Linked DNA regions of Homo sapiens: all the other regions are linked to region 3. The links are chromatin loops, found by intact Hi-C in ENCODE. Cell type or tissue: B cell. All regions are shown on one strand.

Region 1 (8,000 bases), 140 kb after region 3:
ATTTTAATCTACATTAAATTGTTTAACACTAAATATGAAAAATGTAAACTTAATTTTTCCTCATCAAAGAAAGTTATAGATTGTATTTTTCCTGTTCACCTTAAGAATGTAATCAGTTCTTCTGAGCCTGGAGGCTCTTATTTTCACTATTTTTATCTCCCTTTCTCTTTCTCTTTCCATTTCCTTTCCCTCTTCACATTTCTCCATATATAAATTAAAAGGAAATAATGAAAATCCAGTTGATTTGCAATTCCCATTCATTGAAAAAAAAGAAAGGCTGCTGAAACAGGCGTATCAGTTGCCCAGAACTCAGACTGGGTGCCTGGGTGCTTTTGTTTGTTTGGGTTTTTTTTTTTTTTTTTCCCTGATCTCTGCATTGGGAAGGAAAATGCAAAAGTGGAAAGAGTTGGAGAGAAGAGGAGATTAAGCTTGAGATCGCTGTTGGTTTTGATTTTTAAAAAGATATTTGTGAAAGTCCACCATTCCTTTATGCGCAAACAACTCCAGAAACAAGCTGCAAAAATGTTCCTGATTTCTATTTACAAGTGTCCCTAGTCGCTGCAGTGGTTGCTGCTCCAGGAATCCCTTCGAGGCCCCAGTCCCTCCCCACTTAGGACCCCAAGTCCACCAGACTGGAGGTGAGGGGGCCGAGCAGAGAGTCTTGGAGCTGATGCTGGTGGGTCTGCAGGCCGTGACTGGGCTGCGAGGCTGTTAAGCCCGGGAGAGAATAGTTTGAGCTCCTGGCGTGGCCCATATTGCCCTGCAGCAGAAGGACCGAGTTCTGGTCTGGACTTTGGGGAGGTGAGAATTCCTCTTCTGAGCTGGACATGAGCGGCTTGCCCCCTTCCAGAGGAGAGAGTTGGTTCTGCTTGTTGGAGGAGGAGTTATTGTTTTCGGTGTTCTCCCTAAGAAATAGAGGACAACACCATATGGTTAAAAAAAAAAAAAAAAAAAAAAAGTAGGTTAAAAAAAAAGTGTGAGATGGAGGGAGGGGAGCTGGAAGGAGGAAAGGGCCATTGTGCAATCTGTCACCAACCCAAATGGAGGAGCTCTACCCTTCCACCCATCCCCAAGGGTAATGGGGGAGGTGAGGAGTCAGAGGAACCTGGAGAAATGGAGAGCTACGGACAGAGCCTCCTGTTAGGAGCCAGGTCCTTTTCTCTTCCAGATTTCAGAAAGTGATAGATTAGCAGGATTTATTTGAAACATACAAAATATATGTTTTAAATTTTGTTCAAGCAGTTACATTTAAATACATATAAACTAGCAACATATTTAAATGTAACTGAAAATCTTTCAATAAATAGATATTGGTGATAAAGAAATGATAGAGGACAGAGTCCAATGCACAAATGTTTGGGGTGAATCAAGTCCATTGCCTTGTTCGCATATGAGGAGACAATTAAACATCCCGTTTTCCTGCCCCAGCCCAGAGTTGGTGGTTTTGCAGACACAGAACAGGTCATGGGAAGTGGTGCCCAGCGCGGCCCAGTGACCTGAGTAAACACAGGGAGCGCAGCCAGTCTCTGATTTCATCTGGAGTCGGCCCTCGGGCCTGGCTTATAGGACGGCCGTTTTGTAACTAAAGGCTAACTGCAACCATACAATCCCTGTTCCTGTGTTACTTGCTAACTCTTCAGCCCCTCGTGTCCCCCTCTCAAACTTCCTACCAACACCCACCCCAACCCATCCTTTCTGGGCAGGGGAAACTTCGCCGCCCCGCACAGGCTGCCAGCGGGCGCGGCGCGCTGGGGCGTCAGTCCGGGCACTCGGTACCGGTTAACTTCAGGATTTCGCTTCCCTCGCCGCTTCCGCCTTCCGAGTGCTCGTCAGTCCTCCCGACTCCTAGCGCCTGTCTGTCTCCTTTCTTTCCCCTTATCCTCACAGTCTCTGTCTCCCGACAAGCCCATTTCAGCAGAATTTATCCTGGCTCTGGTTTTCCACCAAGACAAGAAAGGGAGCAAGATCTTCGGCCCCTAGTCTTGGAAGCGAACAAAGGAAAACCTAACCGGCCCCTGCGCTCAGGTTTTCCCCCAAACTCTTTGGCTTCGCGGAGCGCTCTCCCCGCCACAGCCACCTCCCCACCGTCCTTCTGAATCTCTGTCCGAAACGCTATAGAGAACAGAAGGAGCCTGCCCAGGTGGCCGAAGGTGTTGCCCCGAGGTGGGGGAAAGTAGAGACCAATTTTTAAAATATTGCCTTGTGAGCTCCAGTGCGAGAGAGGGCTGCGACTGGAGACCCTTTCCTCGTCTGGGCATGCGGCGCGGTCAGCCAGACCGACGGGCTGCAGTGCCGGGCCACGCGCGAGCGAGCACGGCGAGGATCAACCCTTTCTTAATTTGGGGCGCCGGGGAGTAAATGCAGCGCCAACTCTCCCCAAAGCTCTCTTTTTGTTGTATCTTTAAAAGTCTCCTCCATTTGTCCAGCTAGTGAGAAATGAAGCAGGCTACCTCTAAACCAAAAGACTATCAAGAGAGAGCTGTGGAGAACCAGGCGGGAGTGGGGGCAGAGCCAATGTCTCAGGCCAGCTTCACCCCTCTGGGGAGCAAGAGGAGAGAGGTTCGCGAACCTCAGCTCCCACCAAACCCCTTTCCTTGCGACACCAATCAACATTTCACTGCCCGTTGATTTAGAAACTCACTCTCCACCCACCACTCATAGCCGCGGCCAGCCAGGGAGGCATAAAGACCAAATCTAGCGCCAATATTTCCCGACACTCACATCCCAGAGAAACCCACGCGCGGGTGCTCAAAGCAAATGAGGCCCCATCCTTAGCAAGGAACCTCAGAGTTCATGAACTTTCGCTGCAGCGCCGCGGAGGGCCTGCGCGCCGCCCCGTGGACGGGCTCCGGCCGGCGGGGAGGACTTGGTGGCTGGTGCCTGCGGGGGCGGGAGGGGGCGGAGGAGAAAGGACGGCTTCCTAGGGTCGCCCGAGTCGCGGGAAGCACGCCGCGTACCTTTCCTTGGCCTCCGCGGCCCGGTCTCTTTGCCTCCGGTTCTTAAACCAGTTGCTGACCTGGGTGGTGGTGAGGCCGGTGGCCTCGGCCAGCTCCCGCTTCTCACGCGGCGATGGGTAGGGATTGTGCGCGTACCACTCCCGCAGGACACCCCTCGACTTCTCCTTGAAGCAGTAGCTGGTCTCCTCGCCGTCCCAGATGGTGCGCGGCAGTGGAAATTTTCGGCGCACCCGATATTTGCCCACGGCGCCCAGGGGTCGGCCGCGCAGCTTCTCGGCCTCCACGTAATGCGCCTTCAGCCACAGTTGCTGCAGTTTGGGGTGGTTGTGAGGCGAGAACTGGTGGCTCTCCAGGATCTTGTAGAGCTCACGGAAGTTGCCGCGGTGGAAGGCGACCACCGCCTTGGCCTTGAGTACGCTCTCGTTCTTGTGCAGGTGGTCGCAGGCGGGCAGTGACCACAGGAACCTGCCCAGGCGCTCCAGGTTTCCGCCTTGCTGCAGAACCTCGCACACGCACGCCACTTGCTCCTGCGTAAAGCCAAACGACGGCAGCATCGACATGGCTGGGGCCTGCCGGGGCGCACGGCCCAGGCGCACGCGGCAGGGAGCAGAGCCGAGAGGCAGGGGGCGGCGGCCGCAGGGAGGGGGGCGCGGCTGTTCCTAACCTCCTCCTTAGGCTTTGCAAAGGCGAAAACCGGAGTCGGAACTTGGCGGTGGGCGGCCAAGGAAGAGAAGGCGGAGGAGTAGGGGAGGTTCTGGACACGGAACGGCCGGCGCACTCAGTAGCCTTTAAGGCCTTGCTGCCTCCGACCTCCCGCCCGGTGGATGCTGCTAGTTGCCGGGGAACTTGGTTTCTGTTCTCCCCGCAGCGGCCTTAAAGCGCGCAGCGTCCCCGGCACGCTGATTGGCTGCCGGCGGCGCCTATCCGGGGCTGGCCAGCCAGCGCGCCGCCCGGCTGGGCAGAGAGGCCGCACCGCCCAGAGCGGGGAGGGCGAGGCTGCGGAGCTGGGGGTTGGGGGTGTTGCCGGGGCTGCGCGGGTAGGGAGTGGTGGGAGGAGAAGGAAGAGGAAAGGTGGGAAGCCAGTTGGGGTCTGAGGGAGCTGCGCTGCGGAGGTGTGGGGAGGTAGGGAGTGGGTGAGCGCGTCAGGACCCTGCAACGCGGGACCCGTCGCCAGTATCACCTAAGGGGAGTCGCGCACAACTCCGCACAAATCAATGACTCCAAACCTTAATTCCTCCCCTCTCCCTCCGTACTCTTGTCCTCATCCCTTGCAGACTTGCCCTCTCCCGGTGAGCTCATATTTAATTACTTTAATGTTGGAATGAATAAATAATGGATTGATGAATAGCTTATGGAACGCGATAAATAATTCAAGAGCAGACCAGGGTCCGCGCATGCAGCCTCTGGAAGAGTGGCTTCGGGTTGGCTTCAGCTCGAGGAGTCCAACCCTATTTCCTCCTCCCTCCCCCCACCAACTACCACTGTCCTCCCCCCACTGCTGCACACCACCCTCCAAAGGGCACAAGTACTCCCAGTCGGACAGCGTTTCCCTCGTTCACAAAAGACCTCCATGATTTGAGACCAGGCAGAGAGCTGTTTAGAGCATACTTGCTGAGCACCTAGAGACTCCGAGCGTTCATTTGTGATTTGGTATCTTAATGTTCTGCGATTGAAACCAGCAGGTTCCTGAAGCTTCTGGACTCAATTTCCCCATCTGTGCGGTTGTGTTTTGCAGTGCCACCTCTGCTACTGAGGAATGCCGAGAGGCTTTACTTGCTATTAGCAAAAATGCTTTGGGAACCTCGTACGAAAGGCGCTGGATGTGGTGTAAATTAAATAAAACTGTGCCCGGCTCCAATAACCGTCCGGTTGTAATATAATCCTTACCCTGCTCTGAGAGGGACACTGCCCTCAAAGCGAGAACGACAGCGGCTCCAAGAAGATTAAATAAAGAGGTGTGTGTGTGTGTGTGTGTGTGTGTATGTGTGTGTGTGTGTGTGTTGCAATGCTGGCCTATTTTGCTGCCAGGGAATGAGAGATGCACTGCAATTTAAGTCCCATCATCTGCTGTTTTGTTTATGTGTGGAGAATGCTTAGTAAAACTGCACAAACAAGTGAAGTTGTAATTATCTTAAGCCTCATTTGCACACCTAGTTCCAAAGCAATAATTAAAAGGATTTTGAAAACAATTAGCCTCTCTAAACAAAGATAATCTATTGTCAGTAGCTGAGACTAGCAGGAGATAAGAACAATGCGTGGAGATAAGGGAAGCCAAATGGTGGAAGGAGAGTGACTTTATGACTATACTTATCTCTGATTAGATAAGTTCAAAACAGAATTCTAAGTACACTTCAAAAATGCTTTTGATTTCAATGTGCCCTCTTAGTGAGTGGTGAAGAACAAACTGTAGGCTCCTTAAACTGGCTTGTCTTCTTCAAATATGTTTTGATTCCTTTAGCCAAAGAGCCCAGCACTACAGAACCTTTTGCATATTGAGATGCAAGTGGGAGAAGGAGAAGCATGTCTTGGTTTCCTCTTTTATTATTAATATGGTTTTAAAATGATGCACCCAGTACAGTGCACCCTGCAACATACATTCTAAACTCATAAAGGGTTCCCACCTCAGGGCTGCCACATGGGAGATTCCAAGTAGACAGGAAGCTGCTTCTCTGCTGAACATAATGTTTTCTGCATCCTTGAAACTCTTGCTTATTCCATGCAATTAGATCTTGGAAGCAGATGCTGATATTTCATTACCTTAGGCTTTTTTTTTAAAAAAATGCATTTAATAGGTGTGCATGCTTTCAAAAGAGCCTCTGCCATATAGTATGCCCAATGACTTTCTAAACTGGAAGCCTGGCACTGCTAAACCCAGAGCCATGTCTGGTAATTTCCCCTCACTGTCTTATTTTAGTGCTTATGATGTTTCACATGAAGTCTTAAGGAGCTGCAGTGCCCTCCCAGAAGGAATGCCTCTGCTTGAAACAGTCCTTATTGACATGGCAGCTGTGTGAGGACCGGAACGGAGGCTTAAACCCGGCTCTAAAAATCAGTTAATACCCTAAAGTCTGGAGCAAGTGCGCACAATTACAATGGGGGGAGGGTCTTTAAGCACAACCACGTCTCTTAAAAGACAAACAGTATGTTGAGTATGGGGTGTGCTTTGTAATTAACAATTTTGTATAAGGAAATGAGGCATAGCCTGCACAAATAAGGGCAGGTATAAATTTACAGAGGATGACAGCAGAGATGGCAATTAGACACAAATAGGACCACCTTTTTTTCCCGGCTTCCTCCAGACCTACCTGCCCATTTCTTTTTATCTGTCTTCAAAAGGAACCAGGACGTACTACATTGCCGTCATCTGGGAAGACGACGTGTAGAAGGTGTGATTGCGGGAACCCGGGCAGAAAAGAGGTGCTCTTCCTCGGAGGCCGTGACTGGGCCGGCCAACATTTTTCCTCCCGCTTAATCCAATAGATCGCGTAACTGGAAAGGGAAAGTGCTATGCGCTTTATACCAAGGAGTCTACCTGCTATTTCGATCCCTCGGTTAGGGGAACCAATTGTTATAAATGTTAATTATTGGCTCGGATATATAAGGTTTCCCAAAATGGAACCTTTCACTGAAAACCGCTGAAAGAGGTAAAATGACATGAATTTACAAACCACCTAAACTAAATGATCCATTTTAAATCGCACACAGAAAGGTTTGAGTTGTTCTCGTAACATAAAACCTTTGCTGTCAATGCAAATCGCACGAAAAGCAGAGATGCGTTGGAGATTTAAAGGAAATGAGCAACTCTAGCCAGCCGGCTGCTGCCCTCGCTGCAGCGCGGCTCGGGAGGGAACACCGCTGGCAAGGAGCGCCCGATGCCAGGTTTCGGCTCTCCAGTGCCTCCTCTGTGCAGGTAACGGCCGCGTGCGCTTTAGTCGATGAAAAAGCATTCAGTGGGACAGCATTAGCTGTTGCTAGGGTTTCTCGGCTGGGTTGACAGGCCTTGATGCAAACACCCCTAGCTGGGACCCACTTGTTTCCCTTCTGGCTTGTAGCAAGATAGTTAGGGGCTCCCGGGCCGCTTTCTTGGAATTCTTTCACCATCCAGAACGACGGTGAGGATTCTACTCTACCTACAAATATTTGGAAAGGGAGGGCATAGAGAGGTGTTTCTTCAATAAATTCGTGTCATCGCTCTGGGGCAGTGCGGAGACTCCCCAAATCCGGCTGAAGTGCCAAAATTCTTTTTCCTCTGCTTAGTCGGAAACTCCGGGTGCCCTCGACCCTTGGGAACTCCGGCTCCGATGGCCGGCGTGGCGCCGGAGCAGCAGCCCACCTGCTCCTGGGGGACGCCGCTCCCCGCGAGGTCTGAATAGGCCTGGGGCTCAGGCAGAGAGATTTGCGGACTCAGAGAAGAGAAACCCAAAACCAGTCCATTAGTAAATGAGTTTTGTGTTGTCAAGGTTCTTTCCCATCCACTTGCTGTTCTGAAAAATAGATCACGTTTCGTTATCTTTAGTGGGAATCTGCAACGTGACACCGGATCCGCGCGGCCCCCGCCTCCCTCCCTGCCTCGCTCTGCCTGGCTGAGGGGAGCAGGCGGGCCTCCTCAGCTTATTTCTGAACAATGAAGATTTGTCTCTTCCCCAAGTGTATTTATGTATGTATGGAGGGAGGAAGTTTTCTCCTGGAAGCGGGAAGCTCGAGAGCAGAGCCTCCTACTTCTTTGGTGCGAAAACGCTGCGCTGGCCCAAGATTCAGGGCGACTGACGCCCCCCACCACCTCCACCGCCCACACCTGGACAAACAGAGCCAGCTGTGAGCCTGGCTCGCCGCTGAAAACCCTGCCGCCCCGCGCGGCTCCCGAAAATACCATCTCCGTATTGTCTCGAGGTCAGGGAAGGGAGAAAGAGAGAAACACACACAGACTGATGGACCGACTGAGGGTCAAGCACTGGGAGGGAGCTCAGACTGGAGGGGAACAGAGCTGGGGTGTGTGTCTTTGGAAGAGTTATTCTCTCTCTCCCTCTACGTGTGTCCCCGTGG
Region 2 (8,000 bases), 120 kb after region 3:
CTACTATCTCGGCAGTTATATATATAAATTCTTTGAAGAAATTCTACAATTGAAGGGCCTAGATTTCCACAGTTATTTTATTTCACCATGATAGATCTGCTGAGTAGAAATAAGACTCCCCTCTTTATCCAGCCTTCAAGTTCAGTCATATATTTTTTTATTTGAAATGAACTAAAGCTGATTTAGAGCGGACATGCCTTTTGGAATGCCCTGAGGCCTTTCATTTCTTGAATGATATGCTAAGGTTTGGAATCTACCCAAACCTCCTCGAAGAACCCTCTGCAAAGTTTAATCTAATTTAAATTTACTTATTCCTCAGCATAAAGTGCTCTTTCTTATTTCTCTTTGTTTTTTCGAGTGAGCACATGGACATATTTTTGTGTTTCTAAACATTTGGATGCTGGAACAATATAAAAAGAAAAAATACTACATATTTTATTCTAGTCATGTTAAAAGTTGTGGCAGAAAAATATAATTCTTAGAACTCCTGGCCCTGGTATTATGCAAATCATTTCACAATATGCAAATAATTAAGCTGCAGTGTAATCACAGTTCCTACCAAATGTTTCTCCGATTATTAGACACATTCTTAAAAGTGATGGACCTGAAGTTTCACTTTATCTTCTATCCATTTCTGTGTACTGATTACATTTAAATCTTTGCTTTGCAAATAAAAGTAGTATTAGAACATGTATTTGCCAAAAATATGTGTGTAAACAAGTATAATTTTGCAGGCATAAAGCAGAGTATAAATATATAACAAGTCTTTAGGTAAATTATTAAACATGCATCTGCTGTTTCCAGCTCTACTTCCAGGAATTTGTGAGTGTAATACATAATTTTTTTTTTTTTTTGAGATGGAGTTTTGCTTTTGTTGCCCAGGCTGGAGTGCAATGGCATGATCTCAGGTGACTGCAACTTCCGCCTCCCAGGTTCAAGCGATTCTCCTGCCTCAGCCTCCCAAGTAGCTGGAATTACAGGCTGAGATGGGTGGATTACCTGAGGTCAGGAGTTCAAGACCAGAATTTTTTTATTATTACTATACTTTAAGTTTTAGGGTACATGTGCACAATGTGCAGGTTTGTTACATATGTATACATGTGCCATGTTGGTGTGCTGCACCCATTAACTTGTCATTTACATTAGGTATATCTCTTAATGCTATCCCTCCCCCCTCCCCCCACCCCAGAATTTTTTAAACAAACAAAAAAAAAGTGTTCAACTCTTTCTGAGCCTATATGGTGATTGACTACAAATTGATTAACTTCTCTAAATTTAAAATTTAAACATACACAGTTTTTAGTTGGCCAGGATACTTTTGAAGAAAATAAAGATGATGGAAGAACATGTAGTGTTAAACAACTAAATAAAAAATGGTTTTCCAGGCCAGGCTCAGTGGCTCATGCCTATAATTCCAGCACTTTGGGAGACTGAGGCAGAGGATTGCTTGATTCCAGGAGTTCAAGACCAGCCTGGACAACATAGTAAGACCTCATCTCTACAAAAAATAAAAATAAAAAACAAAATTAGCCACGCATGTAGTCCTAGCTACTTAGGAGGCTGAGGTGGGAGGACCATTTGAGCCTGTGAGCTCAAGGCTGCAGCAAGCCGTGATTGTGCCACTGCAGCAAGCCATGATCGTGCCACTACACTCTAGCCTAAGCAACAGAGTGAGAGCCTGTCAAAAAAAAAAAATCTTTCCAGTAGTAATAACAGTGAAATAACTGTGAAGGGATTGCAGTGCATGAGGATCCATCCTTAAAAACACCTACCACAGGCATACTCCACCTACTCTCTAGGTTTCATATCTACTTGTGCTGGGGTTGTTCCTCCTACCAATAGTTCTCTGGTTCTACCACTGCATCATTCTAGGGAGAAACAGTCCCCTTCCTGTTCCTCTCTCCCCGCTCCCACTTTTACCCAAGAAAATTTCAGCTATGCATTTTGCTTTCAATAATACCTGAATGAGAAAGTCCTTGAAATAAGAGAAGGATGTATTATATGTCAAAATGAGCTATTCATCCCTGGTGATCATTAGAGTGTCACAAGAGAAGAAATGTACCCAGGAGGGTCTTGCAAAATTTCAACTCTGGGAAATGTGTTCTATCTAAAGACTCTCCATCATTTCAGCAGCCCATTCATTTACTCAAAAATATTTATCAGGTGCCATTATATCCAGCACTGTGTTAACATCAGCAAGACATTAAATCTTAAAAGTAGTTTCTTATTCTACACTTATGTTGACACATTTAGGTGGGGCCTTAAATTCTCTACTCAGCTAAATGCTTTAGTTCTCTTCTAAGTAATTTGTCATTTTCCGTCACATTTAAGTGGGTTTTATTTTTTATCAATAGAATTCTACCATATATAATGACATTTACGTAAAAGTTCAAATCATGAGAAATAGCGATAGCAAAATCCAAGCATTACAGATTTAAATATTCTTCCGGAATTAAATTACTGGAGTTAAACTTCTAGATTCCAGACTCACAGTTTCAAGAACTAAATTTCAGCTTTGACTACCCTCAAAGTCTAATCAAGCCCTATGTCTTCATAGAATAACTTGCGTTTCTTTTCGTGATCCAGAAAAGGAGGAAATGGCCATAATCTGCCCTCACTACAAACTCTAGCATCACGGGAATTTTCCCAGGCGGCTTTGTGGCAGTCTAAGGAGGCTCCAAGCATGTTATAACTGCTATTCATTTAACGTCTATAGTGCCAAGCACTTTACATTCAAGACTTTGGCTAATTTTAAGCTTCCCTTGCAGTCTAAATATTGTAGTTCCTATTTTCCCGAAGAGGAAATCGAGGCTCAGAGATGTTAACTTGACTCAAACCAATGCAATTTGTGTGTGCCAGCGATGCATCTGTGACATTGCCCCATCAATTCTCTCCACAATGTGTTTGTACGTTTAAGAAAGAAAAAACAATCATCCGTGAAGGTTGAGGAGAGAGATGGGGGTTGATAATGTTGTCTGAGAAAGATTTCTGAACACAAGGGGAAATTTAAAAAGAAAATTCTGTAACAAAACAAACCAGTCGCAGCTGTTTGGGTTAAGGGGGAAAACTCGCCTTGAGGGGTCCTGGGTATACTTCCTCCTATCTACGGCTAGGCTGCGCCTGCATCAGGCGTGGTGATTGGCAGGCGCCTACGGCCCACGCAGAGATGGCCGCGTGGGGGTCGGAGCGCCAACTTCTCAGCTCCCCTTCTCCCATGACCCTCACCCCCCACACCATCTTCAGCCGCCCACTGGGAGCTTCCTCCACCCCTACCCCCCAGTGCCGGCGAGGCCCCCTGGCAGATGGAAGCTGCTGACTGATGGGGGCTGCCGAGCGCGAGGGAGCTGAGTGAGGCCCTTGCGCCCTAGGCGGTTGCACCCCGGACCCCTGCAGCTGTGGACGCCGGAGCTGTGCGCAGTCATCCTGAGCCAGCCCGCGGGGCCCGATCGGAAGGGACGCCTCTCCTAAGAGCTGGCCTGGAGTCCTGGAGCCTCCAAGCGGGCAAGTAGGGGCCGCAAAGGCTGGGCTGGGCCTCCGCTGAGGCCCTCGGGGGCCTCTGGGCCCTCATGGCCTGGAGGCCGCGCGGCCCAAGCCCCTAGAGCAGAGGCCGCGCTAGCCTGCAGGGGTCGACGCAGGGCCGGAGGCAGCGGCTTTTCCTTCCCACTCCGGGTTGACCCTAAAGACACGATTTAACGTGGCGGCGGCAGCTGCCCACGCTGTCTGGAGGAGCAGGGCGCCTGGGATGCGGCGGCGAAACTGGCCCGGAGGGGGGCCCAGGCCTCACGCGCCCGGCTCTCTCCCAGCTCTCCTCCTCCTCCTTCTCGGGCTCAGAAAGCCTTCCAGCCGCGGCCCCAGCCCTCCCCCCAGCCTGTGCTGGGCTCCGCTTTCCCTCCATCAACTCCAAGCCGAATTCAATCCGAGAAGGCTCCTTTGAGCTTTTGTGTTTGCTGGGGGAGATGTGGGCGCAGGAGGGATCGCGTTACAACTTTCATTTCCTGAAATGTTTGAGGGAACATCCAGGGTTTTTATCCCCACATCAGGCCGGGCGATGGGCTCGAGTTTCAGGCCTTGTCACTCAGCTGTCACCAAACAAACGAAGCTCTCAGAGCCCAGGAGAGGGAGAGCTACCTGCTATTCATGACCCCTGGAGCAGGTGATCGCTCATGGGAAAAACAGGTAGAATTAATCATAGGACTGTTCTCTGTTTCCTCTCCTTTTTGGCAGACCTGCCCACAGTGCGAAACCTATCAGCAAACAAATTAACTCTTTCTTGTCACCCAGGGGAATTAAAAATACGGTTTTAGAAAATAACTAAAACACACACGTTTCTCACCAAATGACAAAATGGGAGTTGGAAGGAACATCTTACATCCCGCCCTACCTTGCAATTTCTTAGTTTGTGGGATTCTCATCTTGGTAGGATTTAGAACTTGGGGAAACTGGTAGAGAATGAGGCATTCTCATGTTACCTGGTCCTACTACTGGATGGAGCCCCAGGTGTGGTCCCTGAACTCAGGTAGATTTCAACATCTCCTTCTTGGCTGGGTGTCAATGCAGTTGGGCTTGATCCTACTAAAACAGAAAATCTCTACTCCAACAGGAATTTCTAAGAAATTTCTGTAAATTAGTGTTTTGCTTCCCCCAGCCTCTTCCCTAAGTCAATCATGTTGAGCATCCATGTTGGCTTCTGTGTTAGAAAATCCAAATGCTTTTGAAATCTCCCCATTCATTTCAATTCTAACTTAATCCTAACAGTTTTTTTTAAAAAAATTACTTCTTGCCTTAGTTGAACTAAGAAAGTTCAGCATACTGGCGTTGTTTTTGTAGATACTGTTTAATGGCTACTTATTAAATATTACAATACAAATTTCAAAGTGTATCTTTATTTTGTTTAGTTCTACTTTTCCCTTTTTTACATCTCTTTCCCTTCCCTAGAAAATAGAAAGAAAGAAAGAAAAAGAGGAAATTCATCTGGACTTGCTTCTAAGATATATTGATACTGGAAAAGTTAGGCAAGATGGCTTGGGAATCTTCAACCAGACTGATTTTTTTTTTTTTTTTAAGTAGAAATATGGTAAGGGGCCAGTATTGTCATTCTGCCTTTCAGTTCTTCCATAAAAGTTTTGTGTGCATGTGTGTGTGTGTGTGTGAGAGAGAGAGAGAGAGAGACAGACAGACAGACAGAGAGAGGAATCAGGAGATATACTGTATGTAAAATAATCCTCCTGGTCCTCTTCATGAAGATTTTGTCTGTTTATTTTTAAAATAGCCATTGGTTCCAGATTCCCAGAGCTGATTTTCTTAGATTAGCTATTTGTACTCAGAGGTAGAGCCCTGAGCAATATTATTCTTCAATTAAAATCAAGAACTTGACTTTAGGAGGAAGCATGTTATGTTTATATAACATCTGCAATGCATAGAAAATATTCACCACACATATCTGAAGACAAAGCTTCAATTGTTTAAATGTTCTTTTCACTTCATAGATACTAAGGCATGTTGATCTTCTATCGAGCTTAATTTTTTAAAAAGCTTGTTACCTACTTTCATCTCCAAGGCATTTTAAATAAATACAGAGCTAATGCTGTCTTCCTTGTAACTACCTCCTTGATTTAAAGGTAAAATTACCTTTTGTAAAGTATTGCAGGCTGCCATCTCACCCTCATACATGTGCATTTTCTCTACAAGCACTCCACCAAGTCCCCACCACTACCAGTCCCCACCACTATCACAGGCAAAAGTGCTGCAAAAGTTAAGAGGAATATGACTGCATACAGAGTTTAATATAATAGCTGTGTGAAGGCCAACACAAAATGTCACAATTACGTGGGTTTGGTTTGGTTTGTTGGCTCTTTTGGGGGGTGGAAGGGAAGAGGTAAGGAGGTGTTCACAATCCCATTGTCTTTTCCTGGTATTTAGACTATTTGGAAAACTGGCAACTCAAATTAAAACTGAATTATTGCAAAGCAACTAAAGTTTTTCCTTGAGGGGGAAAAAAAGGAGAGTAGTTAAGTTTGTAAAAACACTTAATAACAAGAAAAGAACATCTAGAAGGTTGATTTTACAGGCATCCTGGCTGGCATCTGCAGATTTTCTATCAAGGATGTCTATGAAATGTTCTTTAACATTTCAATATTCTTTAAGAATCCTGACACTTAATGGCTTATGTCAGTAAAAATATGTAGTCTAGACTGTTTTTTCCCCCCTTTAATATCCCACATGCATATCAGCTCAGGTCTTAAACCACCACCAACCCCCCACTGCTCCCCTCCCCCCACCACCAAAGAATGTTTCTACTGTAAATAAGCCATGGCATTTTAAAACCAATAATCAATTTTAAATCACTAATTAAAATAAATTATATAGAAACTTAAAGTAAATTTGCCTTGTGTTAATCCACGAGTGTTTCTACTTGGGTCTACTTATGTCAGTCTCATAAAACACTGATCTTCTAAGTTAGCATGGAAAGGACGGGACCAGATGAAGGGAGGTGGTATACATTTCCATGCCTTATTATAGTAACTAATTTCCATGCCTTATTATAGTAAGCAAAGAGCCAGAGTCTCTCTGTCTACTTATTTATCTTTTTAATGGCAACCACTAATGGCAGTAAAGAAGGGAGAGTACCCAATATCACCTAACCATACTTTAATTACAGTTGGGTAGCCACTTCAGGTAAGCTTAAGTATGTGTTAAATCTGAAGGTAACTGTTTTCTCTTTCCAAGATAAGATTGTTTGAGTTTTGGGTTTTAGGTTTTTGCTTGTTCCTGCATTTTTCTGTTTAATCACAAAAAAAAAGAATGTTATTTCAAGAATATTTAACATATGGCAAAGGAAAACAGTGAGCACTCTCCCGAAAGGAGAGGGGAGGAGGGAAGATTCTCAGGTAGCAAAGCGGGAGGGAGCAAACCTTAAGGTGATGGGTTGGACTCTATCTGCTGAGAACTGGGGTCTCAGCTGTCCATTAACAAGTTAAAAGGCGAGAAACTTAAACTCCATTGGAGAAGAGACAGGCGTCCACGCGCCTCAAGCAGTCTCTTTCTCTTTGTTTTTAAACGCTACTGCAGTGTTGTTTCTCGCTGTCTGAAAGGACCACAGCGTCTAAAACCCTGATTGTCATCCTCAGTGGGAGAACAGGTTTCCAATTTCATCAGCTGGACCCAAGTTGTGTGTGTGAGTACTTGGTTTAAAATATTAGAGAAAATGCAGCCTTTCCAGGGCAGCGCTTTTTCTGGGTAGACCAATAGCCAACAACTCGCCTATGATTTTGGCTATTTTTGTTCCTGGCTGGCTCACACCACTCGTATCTAACTCAACCCCTTTAGATATTCTTCCAGGTGGAATTATTGGATTCGGTCAGAATGGGGGAGGGGCCACTATGCCCTTAAGAGGCTCAGAAGTGCCTACCTGGCTAAGGTCGCGGAACACGCGTGCAGGCGATGAGACTGAGCCTTCGGGTCCCTCAGTGTGAATTGTCCATGGGGGCGCGGTGGGGACACACACTAGTGCGCTGGCTTCGGGCAGCTGAAGGAGGTAGTCTCCGAGAGTTTTTAGAGTCCCCTCCAAGGGAAAGCTTGGAAAAAAGAGAAATGGAGCGGAGAGAGCACGTGGGCTACCAGCGACCACCCTCACCTTAAACCTAACCCACCTGTCCCTGTCAACGCCACCCTAACAAATCAGGGCAGAAGGTGAGCCGCGACAGCCTGACCCGAAGCGCGCTGCAGACCTAGGCTGGTGCCTTCCCCTTGGGGCCAGGGCTGTGCGTGGGGGACAAGGCCGCTGCTCTCCCTAGGGCCGCTGGCTAAGAAGGAAATACCTGACCTGGCCCCACCAAGAAAGTGGAGCTCCTCCACCCCCAGTTCTGCTGGAGACACTAGAAGCCAGGGCCCCTCTCTCTGCCGCGGGAAGTTCTAGCGACAAGCCCAGAAAGTGACGTCCTCTCTACCTGGCACCCCTCCTCAGAGCGCGCGGGTGAAGAGTTTGGGTCCGAAAACCAAAG
Region 3 (8,000 bases):
AGAGAAATAAAAAATTAAAATCCTACAAACAGTTAGGGACCCCAAGACCCAAAGCTAATTCTTGTCAGCCTGGGCACAGGCTCCTACTATTAATCGAAGCCTGGCTTATTAGCAATGTGTCGGTTTCATGTTAATTATCATTTTCAAAGCCCAGGTATATCCCTCCCTAATGCTTTGAAAACAGTTTTCAATGGACTTTTGAGAAATGGGAAGTCGAGTTTTCCTCTTCCCATGCGCTGCCTGCCACTCTTGTCTCAAAACAGCAAACTAGTCCGTGGGCCGAGGCTTTTCGTTTCCCGGAGTGTGGATCTCGATTAGCCAAACATTTTGCGGAAGAGCCCGGCCTCATCCCCCAGGCCCAAATGCTCCTTACAATCCTTTTTGCCTTTAGGTCGGGCCGACCCGATCCAACGCGATCGCGGGAGCACTTGCTCAGGCGTAAGCCCCAGGCAGACGCACCGTTAGAAATGGTATCCCATGTCCCTGGGACCGATCTGTCCTTGTCACCCACACTTCGTTTATTTCCTGACAGTCCTGTAAATCTCCCAAAAGTGCACAACAAACAGGGAGGACACTGCAAGCCCAGTATATAAAAGACCTGGGAGCTGCGGCGCTGAGAAAGGGCGCGAATCATGGTGGGGCACAACAGTAGGGACCCGCGGAGGGGCGGCCGCGGACTCCTGCCCGACCTCTGTCGCCTTGCCGAGTAATCCTCGCCTTAACTGCTGGGGTCTTCGGAAGAACCTCTAGCCGCCGGGCTGGAGGGACGCAGGAGGTGGTGGGGGCGGGCGACGGGCGGCTGTGTTACGAGCTGTGACCCGTGTTCCCTTTCTTCCCCGTAGACTCCAGCAGCAGGTCCTGTCACAGGGTTCCGGGCGGGCACTACGGGCGGAGGGCGACGGCACGCCAGAGGTGCTGGGCGTCGCCACCAGCCCGGCCGCCAGTCTATCCAGCAAGGCGGCCACTTCAGCCATCTCCATCACGTCCAGCGACAGCGAGTGCGACATCTGAGTTGCCCATCCAGGATGCTCAGAAGCAGATTCCAGTGTAAAAACGAGAAAAACAAAATGAAAGAGGGGAAGAAGATGAGAGACCTGCAAATCCAGCGCCACAGAAGCCAGGTGACCAGGGACCCGCGGGCTCGGGTTGCCGTTTCCCGCCCCACCCCGCGGCCGGCCTGGCTTCACTGGCGCCCTTTGGCCGCGACCACGGGAACCAGCGGTGAGGCCTGACCCAGCACCACGTTCTTCTTGCTTTGCTTTTTCCTAAGGATTTTGCTGCAAAGTCTCCTTCGGAACCCGAACTGCAAGCTGAGCGCCTGCCCAGATTCTCCCATGGGTATTTCACGTCGAAAGGACGCTGTTACATATGTATAACTTTCGCTTTAAAGTTTTTTTTTAACAAAACATATATATGCTGTTTATTTACTTATTTAAGAGACCGCCATGGTAGGTTTCTCTGTAGCTTGGGGAACTTGCTGTTTCTAAACATGCAGGCTGGTGGTGATGGGTTCTGTGTGGAGAAGCCAAACAATAAAACAACCTAGTGGGCAACCTTCTTAATTAAGGGAGCTGCTCTCAGATTCCTTTTCTTCTTATTATTATTAATATCATTCCCTTCACCAGGCATGCAGGGACCCTTGAGCAAATGGTCTCCGGAAGGTCTTACCTATATATCTTTTGCCTTCTTTGGTGCTTCCTGGTATATGTTTTAAACAACCTATGGTAGGTCTATAACCACCTCCCACGTCAAATTACACGTATGTGCATATATGTATGTACCTATACAAACATATGTATGTACCTATACAAACATATGTATGTATGCATACACGTGATATATTTAAGGCTAGAAATTGGCAACATGTGAGCGTCCTCTCTAAGGCAAGTCCCCGCATCCCCAGCACAGGTAATTATGGCTTGTCCACTTGACACTCGTTTACATGAAGTGTCAACAGCTTTCAGGAGCAATTTAGGAAGCCAAACTATGGGACTCAATAAGTGAGTCCTATTTTCTAAAAATGCAAAACTATCCTGACTCAGGCTCTGCAGCAAGAAAGGCTTTCTGTCTCCTTCAAGGCCCCCTCCAATACAAAAGCAGCAGGCACCCATGATCATGCTAGAGTGAGCATATACTGCATTTAGGATTGAGCTATTATTAAAATAAGACAAAAGATGATAGAAGAGGTTGTAAATAATTAGACTAACATCTTCTTGCTGCAGAATTTGGTTTTAATCAAATGAATGGTTTTTAACAAGAGGGATACTGAGATGGGGGAAAGGATGTAATCATGTCACATACTGAGGGTAAAACAAGGCTGTAGAAATAACTGGCATTTTAAAAACCTAATCTCCGAATTAAGCATAGAACAAGTCATCAAGGGCCTCATTGTCCTGGTAATGGCCTCGATTAAAACATAAAATATTTTTAGCATTTAATTTTTCCTCGTGCACATGCATGTATGCACCTATACATGAACAAATGCATGCATATACAACGCAAAAACATCTACCATCTTTGCACTAAGAAAATAAATGCTAGCCAGAGTCTCTAATTTTGTTCCTAGTGAAACAGATTGCATATTATAAAATTTGACATTGATCTTTAAATCACTTGAGCTGACTTCCCTCTTTACTGTCCCCATCCCCCAATTACAGCCTTTTCCATTTGCCTTTCTGTCCTTAGAAGATGTTCTTTGGATCAGAAGCCTGCTAACTTCTTTAGGCAGAAGTGCCAAAGTGCAAACCAAACAAAAATAAGTGAAGTCATGGAAGACAAAAAGCAGCCAAACGGCAAGATAGACAATGGAAGCCCAGGACAGAGTAAGGGTTGATTTTTGGTTTCTAAATCGCTTGAATAGATTTGGCTCATTTGGGCTTTATAAATGTTGTCCTTGTGTATGGTGGCCCTTATCCAGAGAATTCTTGAAAATCAAAACTCTCTTGCACAAGAGCTTTACATGGAAGGAGTGGGTAAGTTTTCGTGATAAAACTGGTGTTCTTTCCAAAAGCAAGCAAAAGCCCTCCTGTGGGTCCTGAAAGGCTCCCATTGTAGAGCTTCCTCAGTACTTAATTTTGTTTCCTAGAGCCCCAGGTAGTTCCTAGAATGCTAACGAGGGGCTGGCGAGGACTAGAGTGAGGCCAGGAGGGGACTCACGGTCAAGGTTATGCAAGTGCAGCAAGTGCAAGGCACATGAGATTGAGTGCCTCCTTAAATTTTGCACTCTAAGTGCCTCCTTTGCCTCATCCTAGTCCTTAATCTGACAAGGAGTAGCCACGGATATCCACTCTTGTTCCCCAGCCCCACCCCACCCTTAGCTATGGGGCTGTCCAGAACCAGTGTTTGGAGAAGTTTGTTGGCAAATTTTCTCTTAAGTTTATGCTTCCAAGTCCTAGAGGGATGGGAAATAACTAATTAGTGGAATAATGTAAAAGAATTTGAGATTCTAAAAATCCCACTCCACCCACCCCTTCAAATGATACCTAAAAGCAGAAGAAAATGTCCATTCCGCAGTGTCAAGAAAATAGGGTAACTAAGAAACTAAGCTTTCTCTTTACAAAATAATTTTTAAGTGACAGTTTATTGCTTGGACAAAAAGAGAAGACCAAACAGTGATGGAGCATTTTTAATTCCTGCTTTGACAAAAGCCTTTAAACTACAGCTACCATTTACTTAAATTAACAAGCTGCCTACATTTTAAAGTAGCTATTCTGTTTCAACAATCTGGATATTTATTTATTTAATTTCACTTTAGAATCTTAAGGGGGTGACACATTACTTGTAAGATTTTTTTAAATGTTTATCTGTAATGTGATGGCACCTAATTGCCTCTGTGAATAACCAATTCTTTGGTGACCACATATTGGAAATTAGTCCAGATCTTCACAGAGATTTATTTTATTTTAATCTTTCCAATCTTCCCAAGGACATTTAAAGGGTTTCTTTTTAAGACTTTTTCCATATCAGCTTCATTCTGGTCTTCAGGGTTTTGGGGGGAAAAAAAGTCCAGGTAATGGCAAGGCTGAAGGTTTCTGAATTTGGCAAAATCTCTATATAATGGGTTTCCTTCCTTTCTTTTCCTGCAATTCTTCTGTCACAATTTCCCAAAAAGCAGCTACTCCAGCAGAGTGGAAAGAGCATTTTTATATTAAATATTTCAACGGACCTGACCAATGTGAAGATTTTACCCCAAGCCCCAGGTCAGGCTCTTTTCCGGCTTATAAACATTTCAACCACACTCCAGTTTCACCAAAAAAAACGACGGCCCCTGCTCCCCAAATGCCGCAGTTCCTCTCGCCTCCACTTTAATGACCCACTCCACTTCCACCCGTCACTCCCTCCTTTCCCTTCGCCAGTTTGTTTATAAAAAATCTGGGAGGGAGGGGAGAAGACGATGGGGGTGGGGAGGGCTTGCTCTTTGTTTACATTAAACAAATGACAGGCAAAGAGCTCAAGCAAAGTCTTCCTTGACCTCGTTCCCTCTCCCTAATTTTAACAAAAAGGAAAAAAATATTGTATCCAAAGAGAATGTGAATGGGGCGGGAGGAGAGGAGAAGCAGCTTTTCGCTCTATTCAACGGGGACGCGAGAGCGCGGACGATTTCCGCTCCTTTTGTGAGGCGGAGCCCGGGGGCGGCCGTGAATGGGGGGTCTGTGGAGCGGCCGGCGGGGCTGTCAGGCGGCTCTGCGTAATCAGGGCTAATGACGGCGGCCGGGCGCTCGGCGGGACAATGCGCGGGGCCGCGGGGTTTTGTCGGCCTGAATGGCTAATAGGTTTGCCTGTGAGCTGCGAGGGGGCGGTGTCGGGGAGGAGGCGGCGGCGAGGGGAGAAGGGGTCATTGTCCGCGCGCTGGCCCGGGCGCCGAGGCGTGTCCCTGCCTGCGCCGCGCGGCTACCCCCGTGCCCGGCGCCGCCGACGGGAAGGCAGCGGCGGGGAGGCCCCCTGGAGGCCTGCTGGGAAATGGCGGCTGGAGCGGCGGGCGCGTGGGTCCCCTCGGGGAGGCGCCCCAAGCCACGGTCCGCTCCCAAAGAGAAGCCCAGACTGGGCCCACAGTACCCGGGAAGGTGAGTCCTTACTCGGGGGCCCAGATCTCCCCACGGAGGCCACAGATCTGGGTCCCCGAGGAAGGAGAGCCCCCCTTTTCGCGCACCCACCTTTTCCATCCAGCGCCCCGCGAACTCGCGGACGTGTAGGCCTCGAGCCACTCCTACTGTTGGGCTGCGTGACTCAGCGGCTCGAGGAGAGAAACCTCTCAAAACCGGGGGACCGAGACGGGGTTCAATTTAAACCTAGGTGGGAGAATGAGCCCACAAGCGCGCGCCCCTGCAGCTGCGGAGGCGCGCGCCCGCCCACCCTCGGGCGCCTGAAGTCGCAGCGGTTGCAGAGCCTCGAGCCCGTGGATGCGGCGCGCGCCGCGGTCTGGGCCTGCGCGAGAGGCTGCCGCCCGCGTCGGGCCTGGGCCTACGCGTGTCTGGCCTGGGCCTGCCGGTGCAACAGCAGTTGTCGCCACCGGTCCTAGGCCGCGCCGAGCGAGTCGCCGAGAGGGGCGGGAAGAGGGGAGAGGTCCGAGACCAGGGAGCGGGACCTAAAGGGGGCTTTCCGCGCCCGACAGGTCCGCCGGGGTTAGCCTTCGAGGCGGGGAGAGGGAGCGGGGTCCTTCAAGGACCGCATGTTCGCGATAGCACATTTGAGCCCTGGCAGGCCACCTGGGCCGCCTTCTTTCGGAAACCTTGCGGGGTTTCCAAGCAAGGTTTACAATGGGAAACTTTATTTCCCATTGTAAGCTCTTACAAATCTCCTCTGGCTAGATCCTTCCTTGCAGCTCTCTTTGCTAGGATTTATATTCCCAAACTTCTTCAGACGTGCCCTACCGCGAGGGAACGAACTGGTTTTCTTCCCGTTTTCACCTCCTTGTCTGGAGACAAAGGGGTGTGAGGGCGATCCCAGAGCTGAACAAGCAGTTTCACGCCTCCCTGCCCGCTCATGCTGTTTCCGCTTGCCCTGTGGTTTGCTCTGCCTGGAACGCCGCCCCCTACCTCAACTGCTACCCTGTCATTCCACAAAGCCTACCCCACCTCCACTAAGTTTTCCGTGAGCCAGTGAGCTCCACACAGATAATGTGCCACCACCTTTTTTAATGCTCCCACCGCACCTTATCTAAACGTCTGTTTTAGCGCTCTAACACTTTTGCTCATTTATTTGTCTGTCTGACTTCCCCCTTCAGCCTTTGCTAGAATGTAAGCTCTTTATTTAAAGGCAAGGACCAACTCTTACCCATCTTTGTATTCCCAGCACCTAGCCCAAGTAGTAGGTGCTCAATAAATGTTTTAAAGCTGAATGAATTCATGCATCTTCCTTGAAATCTGTCTGCTCTTACGTTAGTGGGGGACCTCTGCTAGCTCGGGAATCATTTGAAGAGAAGAGATGACTTATATTGGCTGGACCCAAAGTTCACTGTAATCCTCCCAGCTCAGTAAGTTACTGGCTGTTACCTACTTGTCGGGTTCTCTGGGATGATTCCATAGAGTGCTGTCTCCCTCTAGGCATGCGGTTTTTTTAGAGTGCTATGACTTTGGGTTCATACCATGAAAATTATCTTCTCACACAACACATTTTCCCAAAAAGGTAAGAGTAATCCTCTTGGATTTTGAAAATTCTAGGTATTATACTCTCTGAACCCTACAACATAAGAATTTCTATTCTGCTTCAAAGATAACTGCTATGGTTTAATGTTCATATCCCTCCAAAATTCATGTTGAAACTTAATCCCCAATGCAGTAGTATTAAGAAGTGGGACCTTTAGGAGGTGATTCACTGCCCCATGAATGGAATTAGTGCTTTTATAAAAGGGCTTGAGGAAGTCTATTATTTCCTTTTTGCCCTTCTGTCCTTCTGCCACGTGAAGGTGCAGGAAAAAGACACCATCTTAGAAGCAGAGAGAACCAGCCTTTACCAGACACAGAACCTAACCAGGCTTTGATCTTGCACTTCCCGGCCTCCAGAACTGTGAGAAATGTATAAATTACCCAGTCCAAAGTATTTCCTTTATAGCAGCAGGAATGGACTAAGACAATAACCCTTTCCTTTCTCCTCCCTCCCACCTTTTCTCTCCTCTGGCTTCCCCACCTCACTCCAGTCCTGACCTACACATGATAAAGTAAACCACAAAAACAAAAAAATCACAAACCCAGACAAGGTCTCCAATTCTAAGATAATAGATTGGCATCCCACCACCATGCTTAGGCTCACCTAGGGGGGATAAACAGTTTTCATTAAAATATTTTTTTTTTTTGAGACGGAGTCTCGCTCTGTCGCCCAGGCTGGAGTGCAGTGGCGGGATCTGGACTCACTGCAAGCTCTGCCTCCCAGGTTCACGCCATTCTCCTGCCTCAGCCTCCCGAGTAGCTGGGACTACAGGCGCCCGCCACCCCGCCCGACTAATTTTGTGTATTTTTAGTAGAGACGGGGTTTCACCGTATTAGCCAGGATAGTCTGGATCTCCTGACATCGTGATCAGCCCGCATCGGCCTCCCAAAGTGCTGGGATTACAGGCGTGAGCCACCCGCACCCGGCCATTAAAATCTTAAATCGCAAGGGCTGTGTGAAAATACTGGATAGCAAACTCATCTCTATTTTAAAATTTAATGGGCAGAAGCAAGTGAACTGTGTATAATTTCGAATTCTGATAAAATACGTATAAGGCTTCCTCTTGGAAATTCATTCTAGCCTGGCACTGCCAATCTGCAACCTGAGAATACTGAGTTACTGTTTGTTTTTCTCACTGAAGAGATTAGTCTTAAATTTTCTAGCACGAAATCGAACACTTGAGAGGGCACATTAATTTGGCACATGAAGAGTCTGGTGGGCAAAAAATTATTATGCATTTCGAACATTTTCAGATATTTAAGATTCCTATAAAAGATTTGCCCATTTAAATTAATCACCACTTAAAGCATTTTCCATGGCATTGGGTATACTCCTGACTTTCTATAAATTCCTGG

What was found. Peaks named below come from ENCODE experiments on the same cell type or tissue, not always from the same donor. Only the 100,000 strongest peaks of a DNase experiment are listed, where the experiment ranks them.
Region 1: a loop joins it to region 3, with 9 times the contacts of the local background. A loop is called at or near these places in 2 of 110 quality-filtered maps.
Region 2: a loop joins it to region 3, with 6 times the contacts of the local background. A loop is called at or near these places in 2 of 110 quality-filtered maps.

The regions. Positions count from the first base shown.
Region 1 is chr14:60,645,673-60,653,672 of GRCh38, forward strand. SIX1 (SIX homeobox 1) reads right to left here and starts at 3,805. Exons shown (of 2, transcript NM_005982.4): 1 at 2,958-3,805; 2 at 1-905. The coding sequence starts at 3,517. The coding sequence ends at 611. MIR9718 (microRNA 9718) reads left to right here and starts at 2,976; the gene lies at 2,976-3,039. RefSeq lists enhancers at 1,224-1,846, 1,847-2,468, 2,469-3,090, 3,091-3,711, 6,641-7,410 and 2 more and a silencer at 3,722-3,961. In B cell, no CTCF peak of the experiment used is centred here; DNase peaks (open chromatin) are centred at 1,769, 3,349, 3,549, 6,599 and 5 weaker places; H3K4me3 peaks cover 2,649 bases; H3K27me3 peaks cover 7,783 bases.
Region 2 is chr14:60,634,155-60,642,154 of GRCh38, forward strand. SALRNA1 (senescence associated long non-coding RNA 1) reads left to right here and starts at 5,062. Exons shown (of 1, transcript NR_126480.1): 1 at 5,062-6,262. In B cell, no CTCF peak of the experiment used is centred here; DNase peaks (open chromatin) are centred at 3,537 and 3,857; H3K4me3 peaks cover 657 bases; H3K27me3 peaks cover 4,652 bases.
Region 3 is chr14:60,510,242-60,518,241 of GRCh38, forward strand. It overlaps SIX6 (SIX homeobox 6), which reads left to right. Exons shown (of 2, transcript NM_007374.3): 2 at 843-2,609. The coding sequence ends at 1,011. It also overlaps a transcript of C14orf39 not described here. Among named protein-coding and RNA genes, the nearest start is that of SIX6, 5.1 kb to the left of the region's middle. RefSeq lists enhancers at 773-1,544, 4,618-5,119 and a silencer at 4,841-5,010. In B cell, a CTCF peak has its summit at 4,933 (motif pointing left); DNase peaks (open chromatin) are centred at 430, 1,040, 4,790, 5,940 and 1 weaker place; H3K4me3 peaks cover 1,628 bases; H3K27me3 peaks cover 7,182 bases.